Linked DNA regions of Mus musculus: region 1 is linked to region 2. Evidence: chromatin contacts called from ENCODE Hi-C data. All regions are on one chromosome and are shown on one strand. The core of a region is the stretch at or near the end of the contact, and the rest is flanking DNA. Distances in the headings are between cores, read along the strand shown. Region 1 holds the start of Snhg8 (small nucleolar RNA host gene 8). Region 2 holds the start of Dnttip2 (deoxynucleotidyltransferase, terminal, interacting protein 2).

Region 1 (3,141 bases), core at 625-3,124, 1.2 Mb before region 2:
GCAAGAAAGAGATGCAACCTACACATCCAATCCGCCTGGGGCTGGCTCTTAACCTTCCTGTATTTTACTCTGTGATCCTTAATAATCCAGAGCTTGCCTACACACTGGCTAAAACGGCTTTTGATGAGGCTATCACAGAGCTTGGTACACTGAACAAAGACTCCTACAAAGACAGCACCCTTATCATGCAGTTGCTTAGAGACAACTTAACATTATGGACATCAGACAGTGCAGAAGAATGTGATGCAGCAGAGGGGGCCGAAAACTAAAGGCATCCAGGGCACCAACCCCCTTCCCCTCAAGAAGACCTTTTTACATCTCCATTCCTTATTCCACTTGGATTTCCTCTAGCAAGAAAGCCCATTCGTGTGTATGGGATCAACTGTTTATATAGTCTTTTCACACTGCAGCTTTGGGGAAACTCCATCCCTTGGTTTGTGTTGTCTCCTCCTTCCTGGTGTGCAGTTACTGCTGTAGAAAAGTATCAATAGCTTCATTTCATGTAAACACGAGTAACTTCCAGACACGTGAGTAGAGGACTGACAGCACACTTGGTATTTAAGTAATCTGAACCGGTTCTACAAGCGACTGTGTTTTGTATTACTGCGAAGATATGGAAAATGTAGTGCATTGCAATTTAAAGTAATGTTAGTACTTTTCCATGCAAATTTGTGTACATGTGAGAGGGTATCCATTTGGTTCAGTGATTGTTCTTTAGAGAGTTGTTTGCTAATCATTGACTGTAGTCCCCAAAAAAGCCTTATGAAAATGTTATGCCCTGTGTAACAGCAGAGTAACATAAAAACAAAACTACATTTTGTAAAATAAAAAACCTGACAGGTGCAGACAGGCACAAAAGAAAAACCCACGGAAAGATGCAGGCTACCATCTACTGGCCAGAGAAGGAAGGCCCTTAATCTCGGACTTCTCAGCTCAGGACTAATACAGACCATTCTTAAGGACACCCTCAGAAGACCATCCAGAATGTAAATGAAATGTTTGGGCAACGCGCCGCGGTTACTTGAGCCTTATGATGAACTAGTTCTTTCAATTCAGTAGTGATTATTTTAAGTAAAATGAGATAGTGGGTGAGCGAGCTGAGGTTCACGAACCCCTCTAGGTCCTTCAAATGCGAGTATTGTCTCCAATGAATTCGTTCCTACTGACTCCTGCACGGTGTTGCCCTAACCGCACCCTTCCCAGCCTGTAATGATCACAGCTTTCTAACTAACATTCTCCATGACGACAACTGTCATCTCCATACTCCATCACTAAAGGCCCTCTATTCTGTCTCATAGCGGGCTGCACGCGGGAGTGAGATATGCCTTCCTCCCGGAAAAGCCGAGGGCCGGGCGGGTCTGCTCGCACTGCCCAGGCTTCCCGTTCTCCCGGTTCGAGAAACCTTCCGGCGCGCTGTGTCGGGCAAAAGTGAGATCAGATCAAAAGGGCAAGCGGAAGGGCGCAAGCGGAACCATCAACCCCGATGGGGGCAGAGGAGCCGCCAACAGCTCTCGGGGACAAAGGGCCGGCGCCATAGGAAGTGATGCCGGGGGAGGCGGCAACGAAGGGACCTTAGACTTTGGGTCCCAGAGAAGAACGCAGCCAAGAAGAGAAAACGCGCGCACCGCCAGAGCTTCAGCCACGAGACTTCTGACACCGCGAGAACTGTGGTTTCAGCTCGGCTTTTCCCCGCCCACCTCCACAGCCCGCCCATTCCTGTGACGCACGCATCGAATCCGGGCCGCCTGTACACCAATCAAAGTGACGAGGCGCGGGAGAGCTCGGAATGGGCGGGAAAGCCCCGCCCCTCGCGCGCAGGCTCTTGGGAGAGCGTCACCCGGGCTATAAAAGCGTGCGCGCACCGTTCAGAAGTCTCTTTGGCTGCGATCCGCCTACGAGTATGTAGTTGTATGGTGGGGATGATATCTTGGGCCTTATTTGTGAGTGGCCGAGATGCGGGAGACACAAGGTGGCTATGGTGCTGGCCGAAAGCCATCAACTCTGCAAGAGCGCCGTGAAGGTTAGCGCGACGACCACCATGTAAAGCCGATACGGTGTTGGGCGGCGTGACGCAAGTTCGCCACCGCTGGGTCGGATGGTGAGTGACACCTCTGGGGTTACACTAGATTTTTGGGCTGTGAAACTCCATGTATCTTTGGGACCTGCCGCCTGTGGCAGTCTCCCTTCCTAGCCATGGAAGAGCATGTTCTTGTTATTGGCAAAGCTGTCACCATTTCATTGGTACCAGATTCTGACTTGAGCAAGTGACATTCTAAGATTGTAAGAGTCTACACGACGCTAGAAAAATGGACTTCAGTTTTCTAAACTAGTATTGAAATATTTCTAGGAAACGCCGGGACCCGTTGCTGTTGAACAGTGGAGGAAGTGTTAAGGTAAGATTCATTTTTGTGGTGTTTTCGCGGTTCTGGGTAGTGAGTGGGCCTTTACTGTTAGGGTGAAGTTTGCTCTTGTGCTGACATTAACATAAGTAAACAGCCCGTAGTATAGTCACGGATATTCTGTAATGGGCCTTTTTTTTTTTCTTGCAGGTACTGTAGTGGTTGAGATCGTCTCTGGTCAACTTACAGGGAATCTTCGCTTTTAATTTTTGAAAATTGAATATTTTATATTAAATAAAAGATGTTTGGTGTGTAATAAGACTGTGTCCTGTTTCTGGAGGTTGTGTGAATTAAGAGTTAACGATACAGGAGACATTTGCGCAGGAAATAACTGGGTTAACTAGGCTTCCAAAGAAGATAGGTTTGATTGTTACAAAGGTGCAAGATAAATGTTGGCTTGGAACATGAGTGATTAATAAGCCACAGACGGTTGCCCTTAATGAAAAGTATCTTTTGCTTGCTGCTCTCCAAGCCTTCTAGTGTGTGCCATTCAACTTCAAATCTCCAGAAGCCAAGTATGTAACACCAGCTAGGGGGTGTGTTGTGACAGGTGCTGAGGGGATACTTGTGACCTTAGAGGCTTTTGTGTCTGGGATTTGAGGTACTGAGACTCACACTCAAGAGTATGATAGGCCTTATTTAGGGAAGCTTAGGAACCAGGGGGTGATTCCTCTGCACAGAGATTATTGGGATCCAAATTCCCACCAGATGTCTCTGGGCCTTCATTCCTATTTAAAAAGGG
Region 2 (3,362 bases), core at 618-3,117:
GCCCCCTCTCTTGTCATTCCACCTTTCTACATTCACAACTGCAAACTTGTGCTCTAATGATTTCATTAGAGCCTTCCGATCTGGACTTGAAAGCTGGAATGTGGGTTTTTTATTTGGGGTGCTTGAATGATTCTGAGACACTGACTGCTGAAGGCTGGTGTCTTGAGCTTCAGAAAGACTCCGCTGGGAATCTTTCTCATTAATTACTTTTTCCTCTGTGATTTTGAGGTCCTCTTCATCCAGACTCTTACAATTCTCCTTTCTAACTTCTGTAAGAGACACAACATTGGCTCGTTTTTCCTCTTGGATATGCAAATTTTGGTGGTTTTGGGCTGTCAGTTTTTTCCCTGAATTTCTGGGGCTGGAATCATCAAAGTCACTGTTGTAAGTTTCACTATCAGAAACATTTGGCATATTTCTCTGAGAAAGTGGTCTTGCTGATAACTGAGTAGCATCTGAGTCCTCTGAACACACAGACATACCCACAATTTGCTTTTTATTTCCTGGTGTAATCTTAGTATCGTTTTTCTCAGCTGGGAACTGTAATTTCTTCTTCACATTCCTGGCTGTTGTTCTCGGCAAGATCTCTAACGATGAAATGCCTGAGCAGGACAACTCAGCATCAGATACAGTTCCCGACTGTGATTCTTGGCTTGAATCTCTTTGAGAATTAGCCTTATTTCTGCTGCTTCTCTCTGTGGAAGGTACAACCATAGAAACCCCTGAAACATGAGACTCTGCTTCAGAAACAACAACTTCATCAGCAGATGCATGCTGAGGGGCTACTTTCTGCCTTTTCCTAACAGTGGACTTTGAGGTGGAAGCAATTACGATCTGCCGTTTCCTAGTTACTCTTACAATGGGCTCTTGGTCCTCTAACACAGAAGTAACCCCAGAAGTGTGGGACTCCGTTTCAGAAGCCTCGTCATCAGAAATAAGCACAATGATCTCCGCTGGGCCTGTGGTTCTGCTGCTGCTGCGTGAGTGCTGTTTCTCAGCAGGCTGCGATTCAGCTGTGCTGCCATCGGATCCCGATTCCTTTGTGCTTTCTAGATGTGTCCCAATTCTCCGAGGAGCAGACCTCTGAAAACCAAAACAAACACAATATAGTGTAGATAGGGCAGGGACAAGGGTAAAGGTGGCATGGCCTAAGGAACAAAACTCAAGAAGGTACAAAACGAAGACAAACTCACGATAAGATATTTCTTTTACTTGCCTCATCCTAGGCTTCAGAAAGCAGAACTAAAAAAACTTTCTCTACTTAAAGAAAGAGGAGGTAAATTTTAAATCATTTATAGAAGCGCAGGGAGGGGGGGGAGTTGAATACTAATTGAGCACGTGTTTAGGAGTGTGTAAGGTAATCCGATACTTGCCTGGATTTCTACAACAGGAAAGGGCTGCTCTATAGCCCTTACCACACAATCTAAAGAGCATAGCACCAGAAGACAACCAGAGGCTCTGAGTGACGCCACCGCCGCCCTTCAGTTGCCGGAGGGGTTAGTGCTCGGCCATGCCAGTCTCTCCACGTGAAAACGGTGCTCCTCCTATCCCCCAAACCAGGCTTGGTCGAGGTGGCGGGCATTAACTTTCCCCGGTACTGTCCTAACAGTAAACTTAAAAGGCCTCGCCTGCGCAGGGCACGCTACCGAAACTCCCGTAAGAGCCCTGAAAGACCCCCAGGTCCGAGCCAGTCCGGCGCAGTACCACGCGCGACCCGCTCGGTTCCTCGTCGCTCTCCTCCGCCCTGCCGAGCCGCTCTGCTCAGCGGCGAGGAGACCCGGAGAACCTGAGACCCAGCTCACCTTCTGCTGGGAGCTTTCTTGGAGCCTGGTCCGGGAGAGCCCGGACCTGGTGACCACCATCTTTCCGACTCCGGATTCCCGGCAGCCAGCGCGGCTTCCTCTGTTCCGACGCTTCGGAAGTGCGTCGAAACAGGAACTCGCTTAGGTTTCCCTGCGGAAACCGCGGCTCGGGAGAATCGTTCCTTCCCCGGCTCCACTGCAGTTCTGGCCAGCGGTCTCCGCCATCGGACTAGTGCGGGTCAGCGGGGGGTGGGGGGGTGGGGTGTGTGTGTTGGGGGGGGGGGGGGGCAAAAGCAGCTCCGCCTCCAGTTCCCAGCTCGTCCGCTGTGCGGTCCTCAGCGAGGAGGACCTCCTCGCCGTTTAACACAAAATGGGAAGTCGCATCATTTACTCTGCTTTCCATCCCCCTCACCCCCCACCCCCGTGCAGTAATTGTGAGATCTTTGGCGTAAGTCTTTACGGAAGCCAAAGGAGACTTTATTTAGTCCTTTTAGAAAACAGTATTTTAATAACTTAATAAATGAGATTCCGATATTTGATTGGGATACAAGGATGTATGTTAAATGCACCCAAGTTTTCGGAGAATAATTAGAAAGCTGTGGGATTTAACTAAAATGTCTCGGGATTTGAAGTACGCCTTTTTTTTTTTTTTTTTTTTTTTTTTTTTTTTTTTTAAATAAAAAAGGTGAAAGACGTTGTGAAGGACGGGGATTAAAGTTTTTTGTTTTTTTACAATGGAAGTAAGAGACTAGCCAGAATCAAAAGAGTTTTAGGATTTTTGTTTTGAGACAAGATCTCTCTACATGGCCCTGGCTGCCCTAGAACTCACTATTTAGACCAGCCTGATCCTGAACTCACAGATATCCATCTGCCTCCCAAGTGTTGGGATCCATGGGCCACAGCACCTGGCTGAGGTGTTTTAGTTTTTGTTTTGTTGGATGAAAGATGGAGAACTAGAATATGTTGAAAGGCTACAAAGGAATCGAGGAGGGGGTAAAGGAATTAGTGTTGGAAGCAAGAAAAAAAAAAGGGGGGGTTCGTTTTCCTTCACTTTTTAACACAAAATTTTTCCTAAAAACCTATCTTTCCATGGATACATTACTTCTACATTAAATTGCTCTCCTTGGAGCCAGGTATACGTAGTAACCAACTTTTGATTGTTAGATGTTGTCTTAAAACACTAGCCTCATGCTTACTTAGTAAAATAGGGTTTTTTTTTGTTTTTGTTTTCCTGGAGAACTGTGGTCTCTGGTTTCCACACAGCCATTGTGTGCCCTGAGGAAACAGCCTATCTTTAGGAGTGAGAGAACAAGAAAGTGAAGAACAAGAAAACGAGTTCCTGCGCATTTGTGGAACTTGAAGACAAGAATCTTCAAGCTCTTGACAGGCTGGGCTTAGTGAAAAACCCTATGACAAGTGCGGGCTGTTACTTTTCAGTTTAGGCTTTAAAGGGTTCTTCTATCTTGTTCTTTCTGGGGGAGGTACTGATCTTCCATGTATTTTTATTATGCATTTTAAAAAAAGATTTATTTATTTATTTATATCAGTACACTGTAGTTG

Evidence for each region. A loop is a pair of places that touch in the nucleus more often than their neighbours do.
Region 1: a loop to region 2 is called in a map of regulatory T cell, with 5 times the contacts of the local background. The contact joins the promoter of Snhg8 here to the promoter of Dnttip2 in region 2. A Hi-C loop is called at or near these places in 2 of 37 maps with a recorded cell type or tissue (regulatory T cell and v-Abl transformed pro-B cells).

Annotation. Positions count from the first base shown.
Region 1 is chr3:123,507,069-123,510,209 of GRCm38, reverse strand. It overlaps Snhg8 (small nucleolar RNA host gene 8), which reads left to right and starts at 1,874. Exons shown (of 1, transcript NR_028574.1): 1 at 1,874-2,658. Snora24 (small nucleolar RNA, H/ACA box 24) reads left to right here and starts at 2,144; the gene lies at 2,144-2,273. It also overlaps the pseudogene Gm9369.
Region 2 is chr3:122,272,919-122,276,280 of GRCm38, reverse strand. It overlaps Dnttip2 (deoxynucleotidyltransferase, terminal, interacting protein 2), which reads right to left and starts at 1,867. Exons shown (of 7, transcript NM_153806.1): 1 at 1,803-1,867; 2 at 1-1,083. The coding sequence starts at 1,862.